Linked DNA regions of Mus musculus: regions 2 and 3 are each linked to region 1. The links are chromatin loops, found by intact Hi-C in ENCODE. Cell type or tissue: left cerebral cortex. All regions are shown on one strand. Each heading gives the region's core, and the rest is flanking DNA. Links, peaks and the distances in the headings are about the cores only.

The links. Peaks named below come from ENCODE experiments on the same cell type or tissue, not always from the same donor. Only the 100,000 strongest peaks of a DNase experiment are listed, where the experiment ranks them.
Region 2: it touches region 1 in a loop (5-fold over the local background); 20 of 42 quality-filtered maps call a loop at or near these places.
Region 3: it touches region 1 in a loop (4-fold over the local background); 15 of 42 quality-filtered maps call a loop at or near these places.

What each region holds. Positions count from the first base shown.
Region 1 is chr7:78,762,085-78,772,053 of GRCm38, reverse strand. No RefSeq gene overlaps it. Among named protein-coding and RNA genes, the nearest start is that of Mrpl46, 16 kb to the left of the region's middle. In left cerebral cortex, for the core only: a CTCF peak has its summit at 5,557 (motif pointing right); a DNase peak (open chromatin) is centred at 5,559; H3K4me3 peaks cover 237 bases.
Region 2 is chr7:78,591,366-78,601,334 of GRCm38, reverse strand. E430016F16Rik (RIKEN cDNA E430016F16 gene) reads left to right here. Exons shown (of 11, transcript NR_015542.2): 9 at 6,749-6,936. Among named protein-coding and RNA genes, the nearest start is that of Ntrk3, 19 kb to the right of the region's middle. In left cerebral cortex, for the core only: a CTCF peak has its summit at 5,227 (motif pointing right); DNase peaks (open chromatin) are centred at 3,970, 4,368, 4,582, 5,235 and 3 more places; H3K27ac peaks cover 2,543 bases.
Region 3 is chr7:78,573,725-78,583,693 of GRCm38, reverse strand. Ntrk3 (neurotrophic tyrosine kinase, receptor, type 3) reads left to right here and starts at 5,856. Exons shown (of 17, transcript NM_008746.5): 1 at 5,856-6,158. The coding sequence starts at 5,911. E430016F16Rik (RIKEN cDNA E430016F16 gene) reads left to right here. Exons shown (of 11, transcript NR_015542.2): 11 at 936-2,628. Gm39038 (a long non-coding RNA gene) reads left to right here and starts at 9,373. Exons shown (of 2, transcript XR_882235.3): 1 at 9,373-9,463. In left cerebral cortex, for the core only: CTCF peaks have their summits at 3,672 and 5,677 (motif pointing right); DNase peaks (open chromatin) are centred at 7,282, 7,550, 7,926, 8,582 and 11 more places; H3K4me3 peaks cover 4,981 bases; H3K27ac peaks cover 4,771 bases.

The DNA.
Region 1 (9,969 bases), core at 1,051-9,050:
TGGACCAGGGACTCTAGAGCTACCTTTAGACCCAGACTTATGGGGGCACTAAAAGCAAAGCAGACCTCTGCCGACCCATTCTATTATCTTATGAGGGGAAAACATGCCAGCTGAAAGGCCAGGAACCCAATTATTAAGCATTCCCAGATATCGGAGCTCCAGACACACAAGGTGAGATAAAACCCATTAGCTTGAAATCTCAGGGCAGTCACAGCCCCCTCCCTTCCAAGAGGCTTGGGTGATGGCCAGTTACTTTACCTGCCTTGGGACTTTACTTCATAAAATGGGGTGAGGGAGGAAAACGCTCATCACTGTTGCCAGCGGACACATCCATTGTGGGGGTTGCACAGGGTTTGGGGGTCATTCTGGATGTGATGCGATGCTACCTCAGCTAATGGGGTTGGGTGGTTGCTCCCCAGGAAGGTAGGAGGCTATGAGAAATACAGAAGGAGAAGCAGATGCCGGGATGCCTGTGTGCACTCTTAGCTCTCCCACTCTGAAAAGCGATGAACAAGTCCTTTTGAAGGCCTTGGCAGATAGACAGACAGACAGACATCGCTAGTCACTGGAAACTGAAAGTGGATGTCCTGCCTGCTTCAGTCCCTGAAGAAGGGGCTGACTTGGGGGGAGGGAGAGTGTCTTAGTTTGGGTTTCTATTGCTGTTTAGAGAGACCATGACCACAGCAACTCTTACAAGGAAACACTTAATTGGGCCTGGCTTACAGTTCAGAGATTTATCATCAGGGCGGGAAACATGGCGGCATACAGGCAGACAGTGCTGGAGAGTTAGCTGAGAGTTCTACATCCAGATTTGAAGGCAAGAAGTGACAGCGAGACGCTGGGCCTGACTTGAGCATCTGAGACCTCCAAGCCTGCCTCCAGTGATAAACTTCCTCCAACAAGGCCACACCCACTCCAACAAGGCTACAGCTCCTAATAGGGTCACTTCCTGTGAACCTATGGCGACCATTTTCATTCAAATCACCACAAAGAGCCTTCCCCTTAAGCTCTCTTCTTCCCCAGTAGGGGAACACCACACTAACACAGATGAGGACTCCTTTGGGTGTAACCTCTGATAGACAGAATGGGCACACTGGTAGAATGGGCTTGGGAAAACACCCAGGTGAGGAAGCCTGTAGTAGATGAGTGGAAAACCCCCTTGACTGAGAAGCCAGGTAGAGGGCTAGCTCGCAGTTTCTTCACTGGTGAGTGGAGCTATGCATGTAAGTACCACAGGTGACACAAGTGTGTGATGTGCACTTAGCATCACCGTACCTGGCCTCTGGAGCAGCCGTTTGCTGAGCACAGTCCTCGATGCCCTGACTTCTGGGCCTGCGGCAATTGGAAGCTGACATATTTATTATCAGTCGGGGGGAGATTCTGGGTTCTTGTGGCCATCTCTGGGGGGTGTCATAGATGGATGTTGTATCCTTCAGAAGGGGAAGGGACCCAGGGTCTTATGTATTGGGGCGACTTCGTGTGGTTCTGGCCAGTTCTGCTTGTCCACGCCACCTGGCTCAGTCATGTCAGCCCCGATTGGCAAGTTTTATTCTCACCATTTGTATATCAGGAGATGCACTTAGGGAGGCGGAGACTTTGTGACAGTCTCCCAGATAACATATTGGAGACAGCATTTGAACCCAGAGCTGTATGATGCTGAAGCTACCCATATCTCCTGCTATCTGGACACTTGCCTTGCTAAATCAGAATTCTTGAAGCACTGACCCAGGAGCAGTCAGCTTCGGGTGGGTGGATCGGACCGCTGGATAGGTTGAGAGTCTGAGGATTTGGAGTAGAGAACTGTAGGGCTTAAGGAGCTGAGATTCTCAAGCGTGCAGAAGAGAATGGTGAAAGTCACGATCTTTCTTTTTAATTAGGTATTTTCTTTATTTACATTTTAAATTTTATCCCCTTTCTTCATTTCCCCTTCACCCCCCCCCCCCCAATCCCATCCTACCTCCCCCTGCTCACTAACCCACCCACTTCTGCTTCCTTGTTCTGGCATTCCTATACACTGGGACATAGAGCCTTCACAAGACCAAGGGCCTCTCCTCTCATTGATGTCCCACAAGGCCATTCATTGCTACATATGTGTCTGGAGACTTGCATCCCTCTATGTGGACTCTTTGGTTGGTGGTTTAGTCCCTGGCAGCTCTGGGGGGTACTGATTGATTCATATTGTTCCTCCTCCTAGGGGGCTGCAAACCCCTTCAGCTCCTTAGGTCCTTTCTCTAGCTCCTTCATTGGGGACCTTGTGCTCCATCCAATGGATGGCTGTGAGCATCCATTTCTGCAATTGTCAGGCACTGACAGAGCCTCTCAGGAGACAGCTATATCAGGCTCCTGTCAGCAAGCACTTGTTGGCATCCACAATAGTGTCTGAATTTGGGAACTGTATATAGGATGGATCCCTAAGTAGGACGGTCAGTGGATGGCCTTTCCTTCAGCCTCTGTTCCAAACTTTGTCTCTGTATCTCCTCCCATTGGTATTTTGATCCTCCTTGACCCAGGAGGTCGGCTCTCCATCTGAATGAGTAAGCGTAAGGCATGGTAGTAGGAATTCTGGGAAGGAGCACATAGGAATTCCTTCACACATGAGAGCGAATTCTTGAAATAGTCCAGTGATCCTTCAATAAACATTTGCAGAGAAGAAGGTTTCACTGCCAAACGCTGGGGATAAAATGGTGATTAAAATACTGGCTAACGTCCCTGTGATGGTTCAGTTCTGAGGGGGGCAGGAAACAGACTAAAACAAGCCAAAGGGAATATGGGCCTGCCTCTCACTCCTATCTGGCTCAGCAAAGGCCTCCTAGTCAGGGCAGAGTGGAGATCATAAAGAGCCCAAGAATGAGGAGGAGGGAGCCAGGTCAGGACAGACAAGAAAGAGACACAAAGCCATCTGCAGAGGCCGGGACAGAGTTCTGTGGGGTGTAAGAGCAGCAGATGGGAAATCCATCTTTGTGTCTTTGGTTCTTAACTGTCCCAAACAGTTTTAGGCCAGTTATCTGGAGGCAAAGGCAGGCATTTCTGGATCTTCCATGTTGAGTGGATCTAAGTGGCAATGCATAACTTGTCAAAGTCAACTGTGGAGATGGATCTTAGGTGTCACCTAAGTCCAACCTGGCCAGTGTGTCCTCAGATGACGGGACTAATCATGCTTTATCTGATGGAGCCTGTGATGGATATTCCCAGTTGTCAACTTGGCTATATCTGAAATGATCGACAATCCAGAAATGGAAGGCGTGCCTGTGATCCGGATCTTGAGACCGGAAGGCACAGGCTTTGATATGCATCTTGACGTGGGATGACACAAGCTTTTGATATGGATCTTGAGGCATAGTGCCCATGAAAAGCTTAGGCCACTATCCTCTTTAGACATCTTGAGTGCATAAGGGGGCAAAACCAGCTTAGCATGCATGTCTGTCAAAGATGACCCATGACTGCATTTCCCTATCACATGCTACACAGAGAACACTTCTGTACACATCTGCTGTCCTGTCTCTCTCTTCTCTAAAATCTCTCTTGTGAATGCTCTCTCTCTCTCTCTCTCTCTCTCTCTCTCTCTCTCTCTCTCTCTCTCTCTCTGGAACATCACGTCATATGCCTTTGATCATTCACATCACATTCAGCTCCTTGGACATTCACAGCACACACAAGCGTGCACATCAAAAGCTATCAATATTCTAGCCACGCATCCACATACCCTTGAATGTTCACATCACACCCAAAACCCACGATGCTTCTCCTACCACACACGATACAAACCTCTGAGATCGATCCGATACATCGGTACCTCTGATACAACTGTACCTACCACATTCGCCTGCATACATCGATTCCTGCATACCTTGAAACTGATTTGATAATACACGTGCACCTTCTTGAACATTCACATCACACATACACTCATGAATATTCACCTCACGCATCATCTCAGGTCCTTTGCCTCTTGCTCTCAGATCCTCTGTGTGTGTGTGTGTGTGTGTGTGTGTGTGTGTGTGTGTGTGTGTTTGGGGGGAATGTGTGTGATAACCCCTTTAAATACACATCTCATGCTTTCTTACTGACTGGATTCTAACTGGATTTGGCCAGTGAGGGAGAGGTACTGGCAGGAGGTTAAAGGGAAGGGAAGCTAAGGCTAAATATTCCTTCCCACTGCGTGCATACATCGCCTGCTCAGCATCTCTGTGGTCCACAGCCGGCAGCCCTCTTTGATTCACATTCCTGCAGCATGGCTTGCTCCTGGTAGCATTGTTTTCTTCTGCTGTCCCCAGCCCTCAGGGTGATGGCTTTACTCTTGCTCCTCTCCAAATTGCCTCTCCATACCCTGTTTGGTTTCCAGCTCTCTCAACACCATGGGAACTCATTCTCCATGTTGAAAAGTCTCTTTTGAACGACATGGCGTGGGCTACATTTTCCTAACTGCATCCTGACTGATGTTGAGCCAACGCCACGACGATAATGGATTTCACGGTGTCACTTAAACACGCATGTAATGTATTTGGGAGTAACCACCTCCTCATCTTCTTCTTCCATAGTCATCTCTTCAATTTTGGGGGCATCTTCAATTATTTTTTTTCTCTACAGTATACATATGAGAGAGCACCTGTGATAGTATTTTTTGAATCCAGCTTATTTTACTTAATGTCCATTTTCCCATAAATGACATGAGTTTGTTCTTTGTGGCTAGGTAGCACTCCATTGTGTATACATACTACACTCTCTGTGTTCATCTGTGGGTGAACCATTTTGGCTTTTGTGAATCGTTGGTGATCAACACCAGCACGCAGAAGTCTCTGACATGTGTCAGTTTTGATTCCTTTTCAGATAATCCTCAGGAGCAACACTCACAGGAGAGCAGTCTCATCCCTTGCCCGTAGCTCTCTAGGTGTGGTTGAATCTCTGTTGAACTAAATCCTAGTTCATACCATTCAGTATTTTGCTGAGTTCAGTGGCACCTTCTCCTCTGCTTCTCCAGGGCTTTACTGAGCTAAAGCTTCAGGAAGCATCTCTGCCTTCTCTAGGTGGATACAGAGAACAGTGCCCAGCCTCACGACAGACTCCATCTTCTTGGATAGAGTCCATTTGATGGACAGTGTCCTTGCAGAAACTTAAAGGGGCATTTTATAGGACCAGATTTTTGCATCATTTAGCTAGATATGATTTCAGAAGCCACGTGGGTCATCACTACCTGGCTCCTCAGGAAAGAATGGGAGCCATCTCTATCTCCCTAAAGATTTATGGTGTGAGAACTGACCACCGAAACTAAATTCACATTTCATGGACACACCCTTGGGCAAACCACACTTTGATTCTGGCTTTCTTGTTCTCAAAATTATGAGAGATTGTTGCCAGTCATTTATTACTGTTTTCAAAATGCCAAGGGAACTGTATAATCTTGAACAAGTTCTATGCCAGCATGTGGGCCTCGTTTTCTGCATTGGCAGTGTAAGAATGTTGGATTCACGTCCTGGTTGGGGCAGCTGCTGGTTCATGTGCGTCAGGGATTGGGTGAGTCTGTGCAGTACACATCGTATCCACAGGGAGGCGCCACACACAAACGTATATCCCTCCTAGGTACGCTTGGCCAAAAGCTGGGCTGTGGGTCAGAAAGCCCCACTGGCTCTTAGGCTTTCTAGCGTGTTATTACCGCCAGGTGGCCATCTGTCCACAACAACGAGTCAAGGCACGATGGCCACTGCAAACACGCAACTGTATTGCAAGGAAGAAGTCACCAACCAAATCGTTAATGCATTAGCTTAATGCATCAGAAGGAGCTGACAGGATTAAGCTGAGATCACTAAAAGGGTGAGGCAGCTCAGGAGAGGTAGAAAGAACTGGGGGAAAGGGCAAGGACACCAGCTTGCAGGCAGGTTGCCGGCCGCGTACTGGACTCGATGTTACATATTCACAGGTTGGTAGGTTCACCCTGTGTTCTGAGTTTCTCTGACACTCGTGAGATACCAGTTGAAGAAGCAACTCTAGCTGACAGATGAGGGAAGAGCTGGAGGGAGGTGGCTTGCTAGCTAGTCAGTGGCAGAGCTCCATCTTAAGACCAGTCCTCATGTGCCATGATGCCAGGTTCAAGCAGCACACCCAGGATCCTGGAAGCAGCTAGTTTTTACCCGAGCATGGAGTGGGTTCGGTGGAATCTATTCGTCACAGCTCCTGGCATATGACAGGGAAACAGTGCTGACCTTGGCTTCACATGTAGCAGAGAGTGAATCGAAGTGGACTCTTTGAGTCACCTGCTTCTATCCCTTGTTATATTTTGAGACAATAAGGCCCAGAGTTAGTCATTTTGCCAAGGATGGAGCCAAAAGCAAGAGAGTAGGAAATCTTCATCCCCACCTGGGCTTTTGCTCAGATGTCCTGTGGGCTCTGCTTGGTTGTAGTGTGGGATTCCCAGCATTGTTTGGGAGCCTACGGGCCTGCCCAATTGCCCTCAAATGCCAGCCTCCTAGGTGCCAGCCTTGCCCTGCCGCCAGCATCTCCTCCCCTGCTGGCCAAGCTCCTTGGCCTTTGTTAAGACCTGTTGGGCAAAGCAGGGATTACCCAGCATGCCAGGCATGTAGAGGCCAGAGAACCAGGCTCTTGGCTCTGCACAGCTTTCCCTGGGATTACAAGATAATGCATTTGAAGAAACATTAACTCATCCAAGTTTATGGATTATATGGAAACGAAATCGTAGTAATCTCCTCAGCCATCTGGTCCTTGATGCCACTTAGCCAGGACCTCCCAGAAGCGCCCCTCCCCCCAGGTCCCCACACAGGGCTGGGGACAGGGATGGCCATGTTCCTTATTCCTCAGGCCAGGGCAGCATTTTCCAAGGGTCTTGGAAGGGCCAGTACAGTTTGTGCCTTCAGTATCAGAGAGGTGGGCAGGGCAGCTATAGCAGGGCAGAGATGTGGAAAACCATTCATTACCAATAATGCTGCATATGGGCCGTCAACCTGTGTTTGTAATGAAAACCCGACTTTGCAGTTTAGAAAGCATCATTAGGCACATTTCTAGGGTTGGAGTGCTGGGAGGGGAATTTTTCTCCAGATGAGATGCTTGCATCTTCCATCTTTCTAAAGAATCCCGAGCAATGGAATCCCAGCCCTTCTCTGCCTCCAAACCAGGGGATGCAGGTTCTCTGCAGCCAGGACTTTGAATTATGCACTTGTGGCAGAGTGCAATCTCCTGAAGCTGTCTAAAGGGGAGGAAGCGGAACAGGGTGATGTACAGGGGCAAAGCACATGGATTTTGGCTCTAGCCCACCTAGTACGAATTCACTGTCACCGTATGACCCTTAGCAAGTCATCCTTACCTTCTGTGGTTGTTACGTGGAATGAGTGTGTTTATTTAAATTAAAAATTGTTTATTTATCTACGCGTACAGATGCAGCAGTGCGTGTGTGGAAATAAGAGGGCAACTTAGACTACGTGGGTTCCTGAGACTGAACAGAGGCTGTCAAGCTTGGAAGCAAGCACCTTTACCTGCTCAGCCATCTTGCCGGCCCAGATGTGCTTTTTTAAAAAAATCGTTCATTCATTCATTCATTCATTCATTCATTCATTTTGTAGTGCTGGGGGGTTGAACTCATAGACTCACGATGCTATGCAAACACTTTAGCACTGAGCCACACCTGTAGCCCTTAAGTGTCTGCATTTAAAGAAGAATCTTCTACCTGTTGCCAGGGCCCCATTCATTCTGTCTATGAGTGAGGTTGTAGTGGATCCCTCACACCCGTGGCGTGCTGGTAGGTAAGCATTTGGAGGTGGTGGATGGGTGGTAGGTGTCCTTGATATGGTACCTCATGCTGATTTCCTTGGTGTAAATACTCCCGTCAGGGTTAGCTTTGAGGTCCCACTCACTGCAGAGCTGAGAAGAGGGGCATGCTAGTAGCTGTAAAGAGTTGGTTCCAGTGATGCTCAAGCCTGTGGCCCATGGGTGGGAGGAGGTTCCGTAACAAGTATTCCATGGCACAGATGTAGCTCAGAGGTGGAGAGTGCTTGCCTTGCATACGCAAGGCCCTGGGTTTGGTGCCAGCACTGGAAATAAAATGACAGGTGTTCATACTGGTTGGTAAATGGTCACTATTTCAAGAGCCCCTCCCTTATCCCATTAGCCTTGGCCTTCCTCCAGTGAGCATCTTAACCTCTCAGTCATCCATCTACCACAACAGTGGGCCCGAGTCAGTGATCTAGTCAGTGCTACTCCTGGTTGATCATGGCTGAACTGGACCAGTAGATAAATGACTTGGGTATCACAGGCCTGTGTCCCCCAAGATGTTATGTTCGTTTATCTAGTGTCCCTGACTTATGGGCGTGCTTCATTGCTGTCAGCTACTTTCTGAGACCTCCTCCCCTTGCAGTCTCAAAGAATGGCTATAAGACAAGGGACAAACGTTGTATCTGGAGTCTGAACTGGTGTAATTGGAGGTGTCTATCCCCATTAGAATAGAGTCGTACATGGTTTGCTTAAATGATTAAAAATGCAATCAATATGACCAGCTTCACTGGCTTGGAGTATCATATTTCTTTTATTTCTCCAATTAGCTGCTTGAGCAGGCTTGATTATTCAAAAGTTTATTTAGGATTGCTCTTTTGAGGCTTTTTGCCCCATTGAGTTGTTGGCTCCTTATGAAGGAAGTAGTCCTAGTTTCAAACGCCAGGCAGAAAAACAATTCGAGTCAGATCAGTTGGCTGGCTGGCAGGTTGGGTTGGTGGCTTTGCTCAGGACTCAGAGCCTGAGTGATGTGCCAAAATAGTTGGATGCAGGCAATTGGGAGCAAGGCAGGCATAGAAACGGGTGGGATGGGCTGGAGGTGTCAACAGAGTGTGGTGAGGTCTGTGGTGAAGTGTGTGTCTCACGAGCCAGCTGTGGCCACGTAGGAGCGTGGGCCCAAGGTTAACGGTCTGTCTTGTATTTTCAAAGGAAACCACATATGTGTGGGGATTTGTTTTTGAGACATAGTTGGCATCCAATAAAACACAAAGTTAATGAGTTTTCACATATGTGTCCATTCTATGTATGTAAGCCTAATCCATGTAAAGATCTGGTCGGTTCCCACCCCCAGAAATGCCCTGCCTGTTTGGTTCTGGTCACTGGGGTGACTGTTGCCTTGAATAGACAGAGATGAACTTCCTTTGCCCTTAGAGCTCCTGTGGTAACGTCACAGTCTATATCCTCTCACAGCCACCTTTTCTTAAGCCTTTTCTAGATTTATGTGCATTTTGTTTTTGTTTTTATTTTGTTTTAAGACAGGTTCTTACTATATAACCCAGGCTGGCTATGAACTCTCAATTTTCCTGCTTCAGCCTCTTAAAACATTAGCTTTCTGTGCCCAGCTCCACTGTCAGGATTTATTCGTGTTGCACGAACCACTGGGTCATTCCTTTCTGTGGCTGAGTATGACAAAATTCTCAAATTTGTCTGTGCACGCTCTCGCTGAGGAACACATGTCTGGCATGTTCCTTCCCAACTACTATGGACTTTGGTGAACAAAGCTACCGTGAACTTTCCAAGAGTCTCTTTTTGTACACACAGGCATTCATTTTATCTTAGAGGCATACATACACATGAGTGGGCAGGGAGATTGGTGCATGTAACTGGTTCGATTCCTTAATGATCACATCCATTTACACTGCTGCAGTGTGGGGGAGCTCTGGTGGCTCCCCTCTTCGTTGGCACTCTTGGCCATTCCAATGACTGTGCAGTGGAACCCCAGTGCGAATTTAACTTGTGTTTCCTCAATGAATGATGAGTTGGTCATTTTGACATATATTTTTTGGCCAGTTTGTTTTCTGGAGCTGAGGAGTTCCTTAGTAGTAGACATCTTGCCTAGTAGGTGAGAGATGGATTGATAGCATTGCAAGAAAAAAAAAATAAGGAAAACCAACCAACCAAACTCCTTCTAGTTCAACTTCTTCTCTTCCTCTTTTTTTCCACCAAACTTGAGGTAGTTTGTCATTGTCATTATGG
Region 2 (9,969 bases), core at 1,123-9,122, 170 kb after region 1:
ACACAATGTATTCTCATGTTTGTAATTAGAATGCCTATGAACCATCAGGCAAGTTATAGAAGAAAAGAGAGAAAAGAGGCAGGAAAAGATGTTTGGGTACAAACCCAGTGTCACAGAGAAGTTACAGTTTGAAAGCTAGACTCTTTATGTAGTACTGGAAAGTGATCCCTAGGCCAGAAGAGAGGAGAGCTGCATGCAGGTTCTTGATCGATGTGGACTCATGCCTAGTTCTCTCCTCCGGAGACCCTGGCAGGAGTGTCTGAAAGTACAGCATGTGGGCAGACAGGAATTCCACCTGCCACTGATACATCACAGTCTACGCCAAATGTAAAGCAGTGACCTTACTGTGTCCATGGATCTGGAAGGTCAGGAAGGAAGAAAGATCACATCAGGACTGCGGCGTTATCTCTATCCTCCAACATCTGGGACGAGCCAATCAATGACAGACTGGAATTATCCGAAGCCTATTGTTTCTGCAGCCTGCCTACTCAAGTCTCAGATGGGGTCTCTGTATGTGTCTTCCTTGTGCCATTAGGTGGGCTTCTTTAGAGTATGTGACTTAGGATCCCAGAACAACCAAGAGATAGGTCTCTAAGTCCTTTTAGAGCCATATAGTGTCACCTCTGCCATGGCCACATGGCTTCACCTCTTGAAGGGAAGGGTTTCAGAGGCTTATTGTGACAGATATGTGGCATAACAGAGATTGCTGTGGGCCTCTTTGGAAAATCCTGAATACTATTGGGACTATAGGTAGTTTGTCTTAAGTACTGTACAGAAGTAGTAAGCCGTCAGACCTAAATGGTCCAGACAGAATAACACTGAATGCTTTGGTAGCAATCCAAATGGACAGATGGCTGACAGCATCCCACACTGTCTGTCCCTGCATCACGTCTTGACTTAACTTAAGACCCAGGATATTATGGAGAATGGGGGTGAGGAAAGCCCCCAGAAGGGCTAAGGTTATATTCCTGCCAACTAGGCAGAGGGGAACTCACGATTGGCAGTGATGTGGATCCTTAAGTGTCTTGTTCATTTGGACTTTCAGGGTCTTTGTGTTTATTCTGCATTTTCATTCATCTCTGTAAAGAGGGAGCCAGGAGATGAGTTCCTAAACGTTGGAGTAGGATGAAGGGCAGTCGGCTTCTTCCTCTGGCACAGTAAACACAACTACACAGGGGATGCCCACTATGGCACTGTGCCTGGAAAATGCTGATGAAGCCCAATGCACAGGAGCCATCATCCTTGTTCTTGAGGCCAAGTGACAAAATCCTGGGTCCAGAGATGGAAAATAACTCACTCAAGTCCAGGAGAATGACTCTACATGTCCAGAGCTTTAAAGACTGTATGGAGTGGCCAATCTGTTTCTCGGTGCTTGAAGACAACCTGTGTTCATTTCAGTGTTCTCAATGAAGTGTCATTTGGAGGAGACATTTATGGTCACTTTAGGTAAAAGAGGTGCTACTCAAATTTAGAAGGTAGGGTCCATGGATGCTGTTAAAGATCCTGTGATGTATAGGGCAGCTGACCACGGAGATTCATCGTGCTCCTAATGTCAGTAGTGCCAAGGTCGACATGCCCAGGCGAGATGTTCCTAACAAATCCAGACCCTACAGTGGCAATTTTGGGAACATGTGTTCACTCTTTCTTTCTCTGTCAGAATGGTAGCAGTCTCCTCACATTGGGGCAGTGACTATTTCTCACTGTGTTCTGAAGGGAAGTCTGGCTAGGTTGGTGGCAATATTTGCTTTTTTCAATCCTGCATGATACACACACACACACACACACACACACACACAACATCACACAGTATAAGAGTGAGCTTAACGTATTGGAAGGATATGGTTTCTTGACAGGCAAAAGGATGGTGGCACTCATGTTCAGGTTACTTATCTTGGGAGTATGATTATGACTTTGGGGAACCTGAAAAGAAAGTTCTAGAATGAGCAGTTGATGCTGCCCCAGAATGGAGTCTTCAGAAGAGGTCAAAGGTAAGAATGGGCAGAAGCTGCAGGCAAGGAAATAAGACACTGGTTGGTGTACATATGTGAACAGCCAGGACTGTCCCAGGACTCTGCCCAAAAGGGCAGCTGGGAGAAAGGACTGGTCTCCATTAGAGCTGGAAGCCAAGAAGCAAGAGGTGAGTAATGGGTAGCCTTGTGAAGTGCAGTTTGGACCTACAGCTTAGGAACGGACTTGGTTGTCCTGAGGATCCTGGGACCTGCGAAGAAACACAAAGAAGTCTAGGAAAGGATGTAAAAGGAGAAGCAGAGGAAAGGTGGATAAGAGAGAGCCACTGTAGACAGACAGGAGGAAAGGAGGAAGAATGCGTGCCTGCCGGCACCAAAGTTTCCAGACCTTCATTTGTTTTATTGTAGCCTTCTGCACATATCTAGTCAAGTAGCTGCATACCCCAACCTGGCTGGCATAGGGAATGGTGCCTGTTAGGTCCCCTTAAAGACAGGACATGGGAGGAAGTGCAGGATAAGAGCAAAGTCATGAGTTTAAGACCTACTGGAGCACATGGATGAGGGTCCCTGGGTCTCAGAAACATGAGTCCATGGGTAGACTGTAAGTGCACCCCATCAGACATCCCCTCTGTGTTCAGGATTACTGCTGTTTCCCTGATCCAGCAGGCAGAGTCACAAACCTCCCCTGGAAAGAGGCTGCAGAAAGTCTGTCAGTCCCAGAGAAGACTGGGAGCCTGTGCATCAGTTGGGGGGTTGGGGGGGGCTGGGGAAAAGGGAAGGTGGCTCTCGTTCCTGCGTGGCATTTGCTATTTCGGACTTACTGAAAGTCTGCTTCTCATGGATCTCTGCTCTGATGAGAGTGACAAGACTTCTCACAGCGATCTCTTTACTTAACCCCTTTTGCTGGGCCATCTGTTCACTACTCTGATGTATGCTTCTCCTCGGAGGAGCCATCAAATTATTCAGGCTCCTTCCCTGGTGCAGACGCTGCTCTCCTCCCAGCTGCCCCTACCCCACACAGCCGAAGCCAAACCACTTTCCCACATCCTGAGTGACACAGATACTGTGTGCGCGCGGGGGGAGGGGGGTGCCCGTGGGCGAGCAATCATGGTCCTTGAAAAAAAAACACTGGGGGTTCGGTTCGGTGCTCATCCTCACTGTGGAGTCCAGCTTATGCTTCAACTCCAACGCCTCCCCCAGACTGGCTTTCAAAAATACCCACTTCTGAGAGCTCTATGGTCCTTTCTGTGCACTCCCATCAGTGAGGACCTGCGACAATCACTTGCTCTCTCACAGAACACCCTGGGTCTTCTGGAACCTGGGGTGGGGGGCGTGGTGGCACCGAAAACTTTCTCCTTATTCATTTTCAAGTTCTTACAAATTTTGAAGCCTTCTTGGGCTTTTATATGCCCCTCCCTCCCCTCTGCGCCTCATGTCTCTCTCCTTGATGTGGTCAGTTCTCTGCAGCGGGGCCCAGGGCAGCAGCGCTGTTGCTGACAAAAGACTTTCCATATGCTCAGTCCAATATGGTAGTTGTCAGCCACTGCACCTACTGAGTTCTTGAAACCCGGCTTGTACTCTGGTGCTTGTATTTATATTTATGTTGAAGCCAGTCGTGGTAGACTTAAACTTAGCTTCAAAGCAGCGCCGGCCACTGAGACACCTGGGAGGGAATAAGCTAGAGGGGCGAGGTCTGCGGAAGGAGCCGAGCCCTGGGTGGGAGTTACAGATAGGCAGAGTGAAAGCTCAGAGATGCACTGATCCAGGCCCAGGCCTCTGGAAAGCCCCAGTCTCTCCTCATGGCCCAACCTCCCTGGCTCTGCTACCTGCATCTCAGGCAGAGGAAACTGCTTGGTGCTTAGCTGGTCCTTAACACCCTCCAGGGCAGGCATCAGGCTGTGAGAAGTTTTGAATAATGAATGCAGTCAAGAGGGGTGCTGGCTTTTTCCATTCACTAGCTGGAGCGCCTTCCCCAGTGGGTGGGTGAGGCACACAGTCATCACCCACCCCTAGAGCAATCTTCCCAGGGTGAGAACAGGCCCCCACCCCCGCCTTTCTTCCTTTGCCCACAGGAGGCTGAGAGCTGGCAGGAGGGGGGTGGGGTAGGGAGGCTGCAGAGCCCTGCCTTAGAATTCCAAGCAAGGAGCCACAGCTAAGGTTCTCTTCTCTTGTTTTCTAGCCACTGTTTATTGAGCTCATCTTCCAGGTACTGTGCTAAGTCACATAAGCGTATATTCTCCACTGGTCCTAGGAGGTGAAATCAGCCCTGGTTTCTGAGCCCAAGGCTCAGAAAAGCTAAGTGACTTGTTCCAAGCCAGCAGCTGATCTGTTTTGATCTCAATGTCCAAACTTTTATCAAAAGCACTGCCTTCTCCTTCTGGGTTAGCAGGCCAGATGGGTACCTTTTGGAATGCCTTTGGAGGAAGAAAAGGAGTATGGACCAGCAGGATTGTCAGCTTCTGCTAGTGCCCAGGAAACTGTCACTGAGTAGACATTCCTTAGCCAGTGACTCAAAACCGAAGGATGCTTAATCAAAGTTTAGTCTGACATATGGAGAACTGGCAGGAGATTAATTTAATATCACCTCATGTTGAAACCCTCACCCCCCTCCCGCCTCGTTCCTCCTCTCTTGGTCTCTTTCCAATCTGTTTTCATTGGCATCTTCAACTAGGAGCAGACAGAACCAAGAGAAGCACCAAGAAAGGCATTGCCTGACGCCAGCTGTGATCTCTGGGCAAAGGCCGGGCTCTCTGAGACCAGAGGAATGCAGGCAACTTCCCAGAAGCACCTGGGTACAGGGCTGGGAGCTGGTCTAGAATGAGGGTGGCGAGGGTGGTCTCAGTTGTTGGCCTGTAGTGGCGACATGTGACTGCTTCCTGGGACCTTGAGTACTTCTTTAGTAAGATTCTACATAAGCCTCCAGCATCCTCATCTCTCCACTGCAACTGGTTGTGACCATCAACCGCTGGTCCTTGCTTACTGTCTGCTCCCTCCCCCTCCTCGGCTATCTTCTTGCTCTCTCCTATGCTCTCTCAGACACAGGTTCTGGCTTGGATCTCACTGTTGTTGTTAGTTATGTGATTTCTTATTCCTACTGGGAGATTTCTTGTCCCTTTTGGAGTTTGCCTTCTGTCTGTAGGTGGAAAAAGGAAGATCCCGGAGCTAAGGAGCAGGCAACAGCCAGGCCTGACAAAAGGCCCTAAGGAGTCCTAGGGAAAGGTGGTAGCTTGGCCTCTGCTCTTCTTTTTGTGGCCGGTAGGTGGTGCTAGATGCTAGCCCAGGCCCAGCTGGGGCCTTGGAGGAGCTAACTGCTGTTCTGTCTTACAGGAAAGACTCTGCCAGACATGAAGAAGCTCTGACAGTAGGGACTCCGTAGCTGATTCAGGACACTGGAGGTGCTACGAGCATGCTGCTGTTTCTTGTCTCCAAGCTTTGCAGCTCTTAGAGTCTGGTCCCCCTTAAGGAACTGGAAATCAGGTGCAGAGTAGAACAACTGGGTAGCAGACGTTTGCCTGTAACCTTCCAAGGAGGAGTAAAGATTCTTTCCCTTGCAAGCTCAGAACAAACTTGACCTCACCCCATTTGGGGCAGCTAGGGAGGATAGACATACAGACAACTGTTTCTGGAGCTGCCCTCAGCAGCAGAGTGAATGGGGTCTTATTCTGTTATCAGGTTCTGAACCGTGTGTGCCTACTGAAGGTCTGGCGCACAGTGTGTGCTTCACTAAATGAACGAATGATGGAGGAGTTCAGATTTTCCTCCTGGATTTACCCTCTGGATATATTTAGGAATGCAGCCAGTTCCTCTGCAGAGAGATTTCAGGAGTGGCCTAATAGGAAGGGTGGACCTTGGAGGCCCACGTAGCTGTAGCTGTGACCTTCACATTTGTCTGGTGAGGAGATTTCTTTTTCTTCACTGCGTGAGCATCTACTGAATGTCCAGCAAGTATTTGGTACATCTTTCTAAACTCCAAAATCTCCTGTCTACAAATATGCCCCCATCAGACCAAAATAAATAAATAAATAAAGGTCTGGTGTCTTTACACCAGATATTGGGGATATTGGCTTAGCTCCCTAGGCATGCAGAGCTTGGGGAAAAAGGGTGGACTTTTGGAGTTGGCCAGTCAGAAAACGGAAAGATGGGTCTGTCTGGTAGGCCCTGGGGTATTGGGTCTCGGTGCACATAGCCAGTGTAGACAGAAGGGAACGTTATCTAAGTAGGCACATGAGCAAGCATTGAAATGGCTTTGCTGGTTGTTTTTTTTTTTTTTTTTTCTGGGCTGAGACTCAAACTCGGCCAAGTGCTTGGTTTTACTGAGGGCTTGATGGAGGCAGGTCAGTCAGAATTGTGGCTAAGACAAGTGCTTGGTTTTACTGATGACTTGAAGGAGGCAGGTCACTCAGAACTGTGGCTAAGGGAAATGGGAAAGGGGCAGATACTTCGTGTGATCCTTAAACACCCAGTGTCAAAGTGAATGAGTGAGGCGTGGGGTAGCTGGGGGTAAAAGCAACGGCCTGTCAGAAAACTGACTGTAGGAGGCAGGGGAGGCTTCATAGCTGCCCATGCAGGGGACCCCCTGTGCTTTAACCACCACAAAGAGAAATGAGTGAAGGAAGAGCTCAGAGTGAGAGCTGAGCTCTGGGCAGCTCTGGTCACCCACTCTTAGGATGTTCTAGGGAACTCCTTCGGGATTTATTTAATAACAGCTCGTATTGAAGCCTTTGCCTTGCTCCTTCTCTGTCTGCTTGCTTCCAGTCTTTATTGCTATCTCCCACCTCCAGAGCCATCTATTAAATGGCACGATGTGCTGGAAACAAACTCCAAGCAGGACTGGGAGATTCACAATCAGCTCACTAGAGAAGCCATTGAAGAAACCGAGCCCATCACCCTGGAGAAAACAAGACCTGGAGTGGAGTGATTCCATCCATGTTGGGATGAGCACCGAGCAGACACCATGTGGTCGGAGAAGGTGAGCTCCCCAGAGACCAGCAAGTCCAGAATGGAGAGAGAGGACAGGTTGGAAGTTACACATCTCTCTTCAAGTCTCACAGACCAAGAGCCAGTGGGTTGTGCCATCCTTCTGTATGCTGGAGCTTCCTCAGGACCACTTAGCTGTAAATTCAAGCAGCTGTAAAGGTCACTGGCCTTATAGCCCCACCTCTCCCACTGGCCCAGTGGCACTGTACCTAAGTTCTTAGCCGAGGTCTGACTACTAATTAAGCTGAATTCCCTTAGGCCTCTGGATAAGAACAAGGCAAGGCCAGCAGCAGAACTCCTGTGCTCTTGGCTCAGAGAAGGCTCCAGCTATGTCCCTCCTAATTCCTTCTTGGGAAGAAAGCAGGCTTCCTGTGTGGGCCATGTTACCTTGAACAAATTAGACAGTCTTTCCAAGCCTCAGCATGGATACCTGCAGAGGAGTGGCAGGTTGCTTCGTAGGCTATTGGTGGAAACCATCCTCTTCTGTTGCAGTATAGGGCTCCAGAAGGTACAGAGAGCTGGCCTACCATTAGCCTTCCTCTGGGATATAGATATAGATACCCTCCCTGGATATAGAACTTTTAATACTAAATATGAAAAGTAATGGGCAAACCAGGACAAACTGATCACTTTAGCTAGGGTCCCATCTTTTTCTCCCCTTGCCTCCTGGCCAGTCTTACGGTTAACTCAAAGATAAAGACATCTGGAGACAGACATTAAGGACTGAAAATCTGTCAGCACTAGTATAATCTTGCCTTCTTAGAGACCAGTGCCAACTAAGGGGCTTCTTCATCTTATTGGGATAAGTTTGCTATGCCCTTTCTCATCTGGTAACTCTTCATCTCCCCTGGAATTTCTTATCAATCTTTAAATCAGCCTGGTGTTTTCTGTTTGTTAATACTATAGTGGAGCCTAGAATTCTGGGCTGTCCACTGCAGGACAGAAGAGGGAGAGAAGAAAGAGGAAGAGGAGGGGGGGGGAGGAAGAAGAGGAGGAAGAAGAGGAAGAGAAAGAAGAGCTTCTATATGCTCAGGTTGAGCCTGCAGTCCCTGTAAACACTCTGTGCCTGTGGTTTCTAAGTACCTAGGTCATATTCTCACAGATATCCTTTTCTTCTAGGATAGATAATGTTGACATTGGACTTAGTACATTCCCATTGTCAATGTCAAATGACATTCCCCAAGGCAATGCAAGGCAAGGCAAGGCAAGGCAAGGTTCTGCCACACAGGCCTTCACTTGACTGTATCAAGGATCACCTTGTTTGCTTTGCAAGTTCTATCCCTGGGATCCAAAGAAAGATTCCTGGGAAGGAAGTGGGGGTGGGGAGGGAAAGGATAGAAAATGTCCTTTCAGGTTTCACGCAATGTCTGCGAGATCAGCACGTGGATAGAGCACGTGCTGGGTCCTGGGTTCTGTAGAAATGCAGCAAGAGGCAGACATATACACAACAGCCTCTCAGACCAGGAAGGTCTAACCTATAGAAGGCTGAGAGGCTGGCAGGAGGACCTGGCATGGAGGAGTCCTTGCCAAGGAGGTGAGATACCCTGAGCTCTTTTAGAGGTGGGATTCTGGCAGGCAGAAGCTATGGGGCCCAAGTGCCAAGATGTATAAAGGTGAGGACCTGGGAGACGGAGAGGCTAGGGCCCACGTGTTGTGCACAAGGGTTAGGCTCTTGGCAGTGAAGGCTGTTAGAGGAAGAAAAGCTGGATTGCGGAAGGTGTTGGCATGGGCCTGGGGCTTAGGATGAAAGAGGGTTTAAAGCAGGAAAGAGTTAGGGATTCCAGCCATGTTTTGACAAAATGTCAGTTCCCAGGACTTCTACCTCTTGCTGTGGTTTCCTCTTTCTTTTTTCACAAGGAGCTGGGCCAGCCATCTCCGATCAGAACATCCCTGTCCTTTCCACACCAGGAGGAGGAAGCCTGGCTCAGCCCAAGGGAGGCTCTAGCCATTGGCTCCTGTCCACTCCCAGACTAGGAGTAGCTGAGCCCAAGGCCAAGGCTGGAGTTGGCTGTTCTGTTCCCTCTTTGGGGAAAGAGTCTGTTTCTCCATAGCCATAGAGCAAAAAGTTCAACCTTGCATCTTGGCCCAGGAGCAGCATCTCCCAGCTCCTCCTGCATGCCCCTCCCACTTCAATTGTACCTTTCTCCCTTCATGCTTGTCCCTGCCTGTCTCTCCCCACTGTCCTTGCTACACCCATCATTCTGCCTGTTTTTCTTTCTCATTCTTCAGAGCTCTCTCGCTCTCTCTGTCTCTCTGTCTCTGTCTCTGTCTCTCTCTCTGTGTCTATGTGGATGGAGGCATACATGTGTGTGTGTGGGTAAGTGTACATTTGTGTGCACATTGGAGGGTGACTTTGGGTGTTGCTCCTCAGGAGCCATTCCCCATGTTTGTTTGTTTGTTTTTTAAGGCCAAATTTCCCATTAGCCTGGAGCTAGTTTAGCTGCCCACACAATGAGCTCCCCAGATCTATCTGTCTCTAGCTCCCCATAGCTGAGATTACAAGCATGTCTCACTATGTCTAGCCTTTTTAACATGGGTTTGGGGATCAGACTTAGGCAGTCAGTTGCATGGCAAACACTTTTCCTCATGGACCATCTCCCCATCCCTTCACTTGCTTTTTAGACCTGACAATGGAGGTCCTTCTATCCTCCCCTTGCCTCTGCTGGGCCCCACTGCTTCCAAGCCATTTTAGAGGTGTGTCCCTGAGATCTAACAGACCCTTCTTGCTGTGTAACCTCAAGCTAGCAGCTTATCCTCTCTGAGCATTTTGTTCTTCTAGAAAGAAGAGCGGCAATGGAGAGCTCGCCACACGGGGAATGGAGTGTCTCAGTGCTCTGCCACATAGGGCTGAGCTGTCCTTGTTCTGAGTTGACCTTACTCCCTCCCTGTTTCAGTTGTGGGTGAGATGAGCATCTCTGGGACTTTTGAGGAGGCCAGGAGTGTCTAGAAAGGGATGGGCAGCTTAGTGGCATGATGTTCCTTGCTGGGCCTCTTTGGATGCTGCTAGCCTTTCATATTGCTTCTG
Region 3 (9,969 bases), core at 643-8,642, 190 kb after region 1:
GATCAATATCTGTTGTTTAGGGAGAGATGCAGCCCTGTGTACTCTGCCTTGGGACCCAGGACTTGTCAGATGCCCTCTGGTAGCACCAATTCTGAGGTTTAGGGATAGAGTCGCAGAGCATCATGGGTGTTGCCAGCATCCCATGGCACTGGCAGTAGGGCTCACAGGCTTGCCAGGAACTTCTCTGCAACTGTAAGCGAGGTGAGCTTGGGGGGGGGGGTAATGAGTTCCACCATCAATGGGTACCAGCTGCCGATACTTCTGGGCTGGGGCCGTAAAGCCCTTAAAACTCTCAAAAGGAGAAGGCAAAAGCCAGCACAGTATGCTTACTGGAGGGCAGGCATGGTTCAAAGCACCTTTCTATACCTGGTGAGTTAAAGACAGTTAGAGAAGTGGAAATTGAGGCATAGAGCCTATGTCACAGAGACTTATAGGAAGTAAGTTTAACTCTCAGCGACATGATGCTATATTTAGTCTCTTTATAGCTTTCCACTTCTTGGGTCCCCAGAGTTGGATCACTTGAAGCCTGTGGGATTTAAAGCCATTGAAGATTTGAATGCATTGCCACATTTGGAGTGGGGGAGACCTAGAAAGCTGTGATTTTTGAAGTATAGGGAAATAACTGAGGTACTCCGCTCAGAGAGGTAGGAGGGAGGCCAGCAACCCTGTACCTTGTAGAAAAGACAGTGGGTTTAGCATCAGCACCAGCATGGAAGCTTCATTTCAGATTGAAGACTATTGGAGGAGCATGGTGGCTTGGAACAAGGTGGGAGGCTTTGGGTAACACTGAATTTCCTGTCCCTGAGGATGTTCAAGCAGGGGAGGTCTGGGAACAGGAGTATTCTGCTGAGAAAATTCCTGTTACCAAGTGGGGTGGCTCTGGGTGAGGGAGGTGGTCTGTTTCACCCAACACGGGCTGTGGGTCTGGCTTTCAGGGTAGCTAAAACAGGGTGCAGCCTCACCCAGATGTCAGTGGAAGGACCAAGAAAACCATCAAGGAATCTTCTTCAACTGACAGGAGTAAGAGATAAGGACACCCCCCTCCCCATCAACAGGTAGCTTCAACCCCCCAGTAGGTGTTTGTCTAACATCTTAGAACTTGAGTTGGGGTCCTGAACTGGGGTGTCCTGTGCTTAAATTTTCCTGCTTTGTGGGGCTTACTTTGATGCTCAACTTGTCCACCTTCACAGATTCATTTTCGGCATCCAGATTTGGCTGAAGTTCTCTCCTTGGCCTCCGACTTTATGAATAGCATTGCATGTTCTCAGTCTCTTGCATGGGCACCTCTTCTTCTAGCACATGACGAGGTCTGTCTCTTCCAGCACAGCTCTTCGGAACAACAAGTTCTTGGGAGCCCAGGCCTCCCACCGTCCCCTCAGGTGTTCCTCAGAACTGCCATTCGGGACCATTGCTCCTTTCTCAGCTCCCACTGAGAAACTGGGTCCTAAATCGGCTCAGGCTAGAAAGCTGTGCAGCATAGCTTCTCGGTTCAGACTGATATTGTAGGAGTAAGGCATAGTGGGTGGAGTAAGGTGTAGGAGTAAGGCAATATTTAGGGTCTGGCCTCCATCCCAGAAATATGGCCACTGGCTCAGAAGTGTGGAGCCATTGGAAATGGGGATGTGGCAAGGTGAAAAGGGTGATCATTGTGTGTGTGTGGGATAACGGGGGAGTCTTAGAAAGCACTGGTTGTGGGGTCAGCACACTATGTTTTTTTTGCTTCCTGAATTTCTACTCCCTTCCTAGGTACAGGGACTTTGAGCTGCTTTGAATCCTTCCTCAGAAGTTATGGGCATTCATAGTCTGGAGCGGATTTCTTTAAGAAAGAGACATGTGCTTGATTTCTGTAGATAAATGGGGAGCAGAAGGAGCTCCGTGCCCTGTTAGGCAGCCCTGTCTGACCTATACGGTTGGAGATTTCCTTGGAACCTTTGGAAGCCCTTGGCATCTTCTTTAAGCCCTTGCATCTGCCTTGCTGGGAAAGCTTTCTAAGTTTTACATTTTGTACAGGGAAACAAACAAACAAACGTTGTTCCTTCTTGTCCCTTCTTGGTCAGCAGGGGGTTGGAGGGTTGGTGTGCACTCTCCAGCTTCCTCATTTAGGAAACTCCATCTGGCAGCTGAGAAGATGGGGACAGATTATCCTGATTGTCTGGATGCTGAGATGAGTCATATGTCCAGGACACAGAGGCCACATACTGGGAATTCAGGATGATATGACAAGTCCTTCTTCCCTGTCAACCAGGACATTCTCAGCAAGATGACAGCATGGTTTGAATGCCCTGGGTACCTGTTGACTGAGAGGAGAGTGTCTGTCCCAGGGACTCTGTCCTAGCCCCTTACCCATTTCTGGCTTACTTTGACTGCTTTTCTGTGGCCTGTAGGCGTTTCACTGATAGTGGAAGTTTAAAGATCTCCTCTCTCTCTCTCTTTCTGTGTGTGTGTTCATGTTTATGCACATGTATGTGGGTGTATGTGGAGTCCAGAAGTTGATGTCTGGTGTTTTCCTTGCCCTATTTTTTGAGACAGGGTCTCTCACCGAATCTTGCTGGCCAGCTAATACCTAACACCAGAGATCTTCTTGTCTCTACCCCCAGCAGTGCACACTGCTAAATAAATCCATTTTTTAAAAACATGGGTGCCGAGTCTTCATGCTTGTGTGATCAATACTTTATTGATGACAGCCATCTTGCCAGCCCCAAAGTTCTGTTTTTGCAGGCACCCAAGACACTCATTTATTCTAACTGGATGCTTCTGGGAACCTACATGGAATCCCTGTTCCTTTCTAATGAGTCCCTTCATCCAAGGCTTGTGGAGAACCAGAGATGATTCGAGCTGTAGGGGCTCTGAAGCTGCCCCCACCCCATGCCTGTCAATCACCTAGGGGAACTTCTTAAAATGTTTGGTTTGGGAAGTCTCTGATGAGGTCCAAGGAGTTGTATTATCTATTACAAGCTGGCAGGGACTGTGGATGTCATCAGTTAAAGGAGAGCAAAGACCTGGTTCCATGTGGTCATTTCATGGATTTGAAAGCTGAGGCCCAGAGTGTAAGTCTATTTGTTCATGGTCATAAGTAGAACTCTGCTCTTTCCACTTGCATTAAAAAAAAAGAGCCTTCTTCATTTTTAAGCTTTACTTTCTAAGTGGGCTCAGAGCTCCTAGCACCTTACCTTCATCCTATCCACGGTCAAGAATGAAAGACCTTTTGTCCAATCAGAGTCCCTTGCTTCACAGCCTGAATTTTCACTCTCTGAAGAGGTTTCCAAAGTTTTGCTTTGAAACCCGACTTATGGATAGCATCCTTTCTTTGCAGGCAGTAATAAAAATCGTCCTTGTCCTTAAAAATGGGCGGGGCACCCTTTAAGACACAACTATGCTTTCTCCTTGTTGGAGCTCTACTAAATCCCCTCAGGCAGTCAGCTATTCTGTCTCCCTGGGGTAGTCTGGGAAATGCTTCCTATTTCTCCTCTGCTATCTCTCAAGAGAGGCCAAGTTCCAGTGTCCTGGCTACACCTTACTCTCCCTGCCTCTCAGAGAACCCTAAAGTCACTCAGGATGGCACTTGAAGTGTCAGGGAGATTCCCAATGGACAAGGACATCAGGGACTGGCCTGAAGCCAGTAGGTTCTGGTTTGAGAGTCTAAGGCTGTCTCCACTCTGTCCCCTCCTGCTGGCGGGAGGGCAAAATGCCATTCTGGGGACAAGGCCATCATGGCGACAGGGTGTAAAAGTCTCACTGGGGCAAAAGGAAGGCAGAGTGTAATGAGAAGTCGGGGAAAATGCCTTTTATAGGCATGCTCTTTTCTTTTCCTCCTTTCACCCAAGTTTACTCCCAGCAAAAAGTGTTACTGCAAGCCATCGGGTCTGTCTGTCGGTGGCACTAGGGGCAGGCTGGTGGCACCGCAATACCCCTTCCCCCCATCTTGCCTGCAAGTTGCATGACCTGCATTGGAATCCACAGGGGGGCGGGGGAGAATCCTTTCAGATCCTGGATGCTGTTGAATTCAATGTATTTTGCTTCCTTGCCTGCCCTCACCCAAGCTCGGGGAGGAGAGCGCTGCTTTCTTCTGCGTGTGAATGCTGTAGTGTGTCTGCCTGCTCGGATTCCCCTAACCCTTTCTTCTCCTTTCCCACAGCAAAATCTCAGGCTTTCTCAGGAAATAGCTCGCATTTGGCATATTTACATTTGCATTTTATTTTTAAAACAATCCTATCAAGGCAAAAAGCGGGGGCTATACTTCTCTCCCCATCAGGTCTAAACTTGCCTCGAAGGCTGCACCTGTTTTGAGCCCCTACCAGGAAGGGGTGTTTGTGGGGGAGGGAAAGAGGAGGTTCTGTGCCCCCCAAATCATCCGGAGAGAGCAGTCCGCCCACCCCCTCACCAGGCTGCCAGCTCGGCGCACCCGAGGGCTGAGCCCAAGAAGCTGGCCTCCGACGGTGCTGGCGTGGTGCTTGCCAAAAAATGCCCTTCGCATCTCAATTTCCTGGCCGCTTCTTTCGCATGAATCGCTCGCCCTGGGCCACCTCGGTTCTCCAGCGCAGTCCTGCAGGCGCTCCTTCCCTCTTTCTCTCCTTCTCTGGTCCCTGTTTGTCCAAGGCGGAACCCATAACGCACCGCCAAGAAGGAGCAATAGGCTCAGGGGCACTCAGTGTGCCATGCCACGCAGTCCCCTCCCAAGCTGAGCCCAGCTCCCGGGACTCTTGATTACCCAAATGAGTGTCATTCAGATCTAGGTCTGCACGTCTGCGGCCGGCGTCCCTGGCTGCCTCGCTCGGGTTCCTGTGCGCTCCTGATTCCCGTCACTGTCCGTGAGCCCGAGACCCTCACTCAGGCTGGGGAGCATCCCGGGTCACCTGGGCCACGCTCATTTCGCTTCCTCCTGCGGAGGAGATTGCAGCAAAACCGGGCAGCACGAGGGCCAAAAAGTGGAAGGGAGAACGCCTTTCGTGTTGCTCAGTCAGCTTGCCAACTCTCCCTCCCCAACGCCGACCCTCGGAATCCCAACTGCAACTTTTCCTTTCCGTCTCGTTTTCCCCTCGGCTGCAGCGAGCGGGCGCGGGCGTGGAGCGGGCGGGCAGCGGCGCGGCTGCGGGTGGCGGTACCGGCGAGAGCCGAGAGCCGGCGAGTGGGTGGGTGGGTGGGGAAGCAGGAGGGAGAGGACGGGCGGGGAGAGAGAGGGGTGTGGGGAGGGGAGGGAGGGGGAGATTCCGCTCTCCTGCCTCTCCCAGCCCGGGCGGGGGGCGGGGGGGGGGGAGGAGGCCGCGAGGAGGGAGGGGAGGAGGGAGGGAGGGAACCGAGGAAGACGCTCCGATAACCCGTGCGTTTCGTAAGGCTCGGAGCACTTGTACATTTCTGCAGGCGCGTAGCGAGCCATTCGCCGCGACTGCTGCAGCTCTGACTGCATCTTCCTTCTCCTCCTTCCTCCAGCTCCGCGCGTGTGTATGTGAGTGTGTGCGAGTGTGTTTTGCAGGTGTGTCCGTTTTAATTCTGCCTAGGAGGTGGGACTTGGTGACTTTAGCACCATCTTTTTTTCTTTTTTTATTATTATTTTTGCCTTCCCACCGTCTGTTGTTACAACCCTGCAAAGTCTCGGAGTCGGAGAGCGCGCCTCGTTTCCAGAGCTTCTGGACCCCGCAAGCCGGCGAGCGCCGAGCCGGCCACCATGCCCGGCAGACCGCGCCACTAGGCGCTCCCCGCGGCTCCCACCCGGTGGCGGCGGCGGCCGCGATGGTTTCCGACGCTGAAGGATTTTGCATCTGATCGTTCGGCGTTTCAAAGGCAGAGGCCCCCCTCCCCCTTCCCCCCTCCCTCGCTGTCTTTGTTTCCTTCCCCCCCTGCTCTCCCCACTCCCCCCACCCCACCCCCCTCTCCTCTCCTCCTCCTCCTCTTTTTTAGAAGCAGCGATCGGAGATGGATGTCTCTCTTTGCCCAGCCAAGTGTAGTTTCTGGCGGATTTTCTTGCTGGGAAGCGTCTGGCTGGACTATGTGGGCTCCGTGCTGGCTTGCCCTGCAAATTGTGTCTGCAGCAAGACTGAGATCAATTGCCGGCGGCCGGACGATGGGAACCTCTTCCCTCTCCTGGAAGGGCAGGATTCAGGGAACAGCAATGGGAACGCCAGCATCAACATTACGGACATCTCAAGGAATATCACTTCCATGTAAGTCAGGCGGCCGCTACCCAGCCCGCCCCCCACCCCCGCCCCAGCTTCGCGTCTCCGTCTTGCCCGCCCGCGGCCCGGGAACTGGCCCTGCGCTCCCCAGCTCGCCTCTGTTCGCAGCCCGCCGGGTGCGCATCAGGCTCGCCCTGGCTCGGGAGATGCTGTAGGGCTGCGTGTTTCAGGTGACTCCAGCCCTAGCCAGGCGTGATTTGATGATGCTGGTGGGTACCTCTCCCTGGAGAGGACCCTTCCGGGCGGAGTGCACCCGGGCCCAGCTCCTGTCCCCGCCCCCACCCTCTGCCTGCTCGTTTCGAGGGTGCGAATTGGGTTCTATGCCCCCCACTAAATAGCAACAGTTTGGCCACGCTCAAGTGGAATAAAGTAGAGGCGTCTCGTTTCCCTGACAGGCGGTGGCAGATAGCGGCGGCAGAGGCAAAGCTTAGCCTAGCCTTGGAGGGAAGGTGACAGATAGGGACTGCTTGAGAACCAATCGGGATTTTTTAAAAAAAAAACTGTTTCCCTTTGGAGAGAGCAAAACATGCCAATAAGTAAACAAGTTGGAAGCTGGCTTCTCCCGAGGAGACTTCGGACGTGTTCTGGCCGTCATGGACGCCTACCTCTTTGCTTTTCCTCCCCCCCACCTCCCGCCGCCTTCTCCAACCCCATTTTGGGCATTTCCGAGACATCCCCCCCTTTCCCACCCTCATCTGCATCTGGGCGCCTACAGACCCTTTCCTGGCTTGGGCTTCCATAACTGCCCAGGGTAATTCTGAGTCAGGTTGCTGGAGGCAGGAGAGAGAGGACGACCTGGGTTTTGGGAAGGAAATTTCTTTCACAATTCTGCGGTTCCTTCCCCCCACCCCCTTTCTCTCAAAAATTGAACTCTGCGTGGCGTTTGGCTGGTTTGCCCCGGCTGAGTGGGACCCTGTGTAGTGGCCTGCTCTTTTCTTGTTGTGTTTCTTTGGTAGGGATGGGGCCAGAGGCCTGTGAAGGAGTGAAAGGAAGAGTCAGGGCCAGGAGCCTGCATAGCCTTTCTTTCATTCTTCATTCTTCAGCCAGGTGACCACCACCCCTCTGACCTCTCTGCCCCAGGAAGGAGAAGGGTGTGGATAGCTCTTGGATGCTCGGAGGGCAGCTCATTGGTTTTTGCCCCGTGCTCTCATCCCTTGGGAGCCCCAGGACTGACTAGGACGGTGGCCAGGCTCTGAGGGAGACGTTTAGGGTAGCTCTTTGCCTTGGGGACGGACTAGAGCAAGAAGGGACCCAGTGTGCTGTGGCTACTGCCCTCTCAGTGTCCACCCCCTCCCCTCTTTGCTCCAACCATTGCCTCAGGACTACAAAGCCTGAAGGAATTGGAGTCAGGCTCTCTCCAAAGCCCACCAGTTCTCTTGGTATAAGAGAGACCAGCTTGTGTTCTTGCAGCTTACACTTTGAGGGAGATGAACAGCCCCAGAAGATGTCCCCGACTCCTGGAGACAATCCTGACCCATATCTTAGCTCTGCCTTTCATTCCTTACTACCTCCAGGATGGTCAAGGATGTCCAGATAGACAGCAAAGGGGTAAGGGGAGGGGAGAAGAGAGCAAAGGAGAAGCCTCTACCCACTTGGAGGCCAGTGTCTGTCCAGGAGCAAGGTCTGGAGGAATATGTTTCAGGGAAGCTTGGCCCCTGGATTGTAGGGATGGCTGCAAAGAGCTTAGTGGCCTGTGCTCTGGAGTTGGGCATGGAGATTTTCAGGTGATTGGATGTGCCAAGGGCTGGAGAGTTTGGGAGCCAGTGAGCTGTGTCTGCCTTGTTCTCTGCTCTAAGGATGTGTATGTCCCTGGGAACCCTCAGGGAGGCAGGATTGGTCACAATCAGATAGGCTCTTTATGGTCACGAAGAGGTGTCACACCTCTCAAAATGAGGTTTGGGGAAGCGGTTCTATGGGGGGGGGGGAGTAGGATTAGTTGTTCCCCGGAGACATTGGTGGGAGGAGGGGACACAGTTGGCCTCTTGCTCCTCTCCTGGCATTAGAGGATCCCAGGAGAGTGCCTGTGGCGATCTGAGCAGGGAGACTGGGAGCCGCTCAGTGGGAACTGGACTCAGCAGCCATCAGGACTCTCTCCTAAACCCATCTGACATCAAAGAGAAAGTGGTAGGGAAGGTCAGAGGTCAGGGGTTAGATGACCCTCCCTCACCCCATCTTCCCCCCAGTGTCCTGTTATGCCTGCGTCTGGTATTGACTAAACTCAAGAAGGGGCTCAGACTCCCACTCCAGAGGCAAGGAGTCCCGAGGAGGGAGAGGATTCATGTTCATCCAGGGAAGAACATGCCCTTGTTGCTCTCTTACTCTTTAAGACATGGAAGATTAAGGGAAAAGGTAGCCTTTCCCAAGCCCGCCTTCCATCGGATCTTAGCACTGAATAATGGGCTATACAACATATATCCCAGGTCCCCAACCCAAGGCCTGCTGGTAGAGGTGGGGCTTAAAGAAAGAGAAGCACAGGGCAGGAGAGGATCCAACCCTAGGGGGGCCTGGGAAAGTGTCCTTCAGACTCGTGTGTCTAGAGATCCAGGGTCAGGAGGGGGCATCGCCTGTCAGCCTGGAGCTCTGGGTGATGGCGTGCGGCTGGACAAATTCTAGGCATGGAGAGACGGCGTCTCCTCAGGTTCTTCTCAAGTATCCATCCTCCGAGAGTGAACTCTTTGTGCTGAGTTTTTAGACAGACAAGGTTTTGTTTCCTTGTGGCCCCAACTCTTGTGGTATCATTCTGAGTGGTGGCTGTGCCCATCCAGAGCTTTGGGTAGAAGAGACCTTGTTAATATAAGGAGGAAATCAGCAGCAAGCATCAGGGCAGAGGGGTAGACCTCGTCTCCATCTCATCATAGTACTCCAAAGAGTCCATAGCTGCGCCAAAGGGTCCTTCCTGCCTTCTGTTTGTTCCCTTTCTGTTCAAAAGGGCAGCCCTTTCTTTTTCTTTTTTCTTTTTTTTTTGCTACTGTAGCTCTTAATACACCATAAACTCTTCCAGAAGGGTCCATAGGCAGCCACACCCAACTAGACTCTGACGTCACAAAGGCAGGAGGGTGGTGGCCAAGATGGTGTGTTGTCTAGGCTGCCTCCTTAGGCCGGGCCTACAGGGTTGTGTTGGCTTGGGATGGCGTGTCCTTTGAATGGTGGAAAGAAGATGGAGGTAGAGACTGTGGCATCGCTGGGTCAGATGTTCTTGAGGTCGCTAGCCTGGGCTCGCAAAGACCATGTACTCTGGACTGGGGCACCGAGCCGCCATTTGTATACCAGCCTGAATTGCCACAGGGTTCCAGGTGTTTGGTGGGCTTTTAGTTTCCTGTATTTCCCCTTCCCCTGGAGACACTTTGCAGACTGAAGGGGTCACCTGGGGGCTCTGCTCTCTAGGCTTTTCGGTTTTAAGGAATGGGTGGGTGACCCAGCCTTGGCAAAGGTCAGTGAGAACTAGAGTCCTAGCTAACATATGAATCAGGGCTGTAAAGGCCCCACAGCAAAGTATTAAGAGCCCCAGGATTGGGGTTAAGCCTAGGAGAGGTAGGCAGAGCAGAAACAGGCCTTGGAGGTTCTACTTGAAAGCAAGAGGTAATAGGCCCTGGGTAGAGTTATTTCCAGGCTGAAAGCTGGGGCGGTGGACTTCTTTGGTGGCAGGATTTTATACTGAGGCCAGGTTGTTGTTGGGTGTCAGCATCTCCCATGACCCAGAATCCTCAGCTTCAGTATGCCCAGCAGGTTCCCTTTGGGGGCCAAGGACATTAGCTCTGAGACTACCTGGGAACTGAGAACATGATAGTTTGGGCAAATC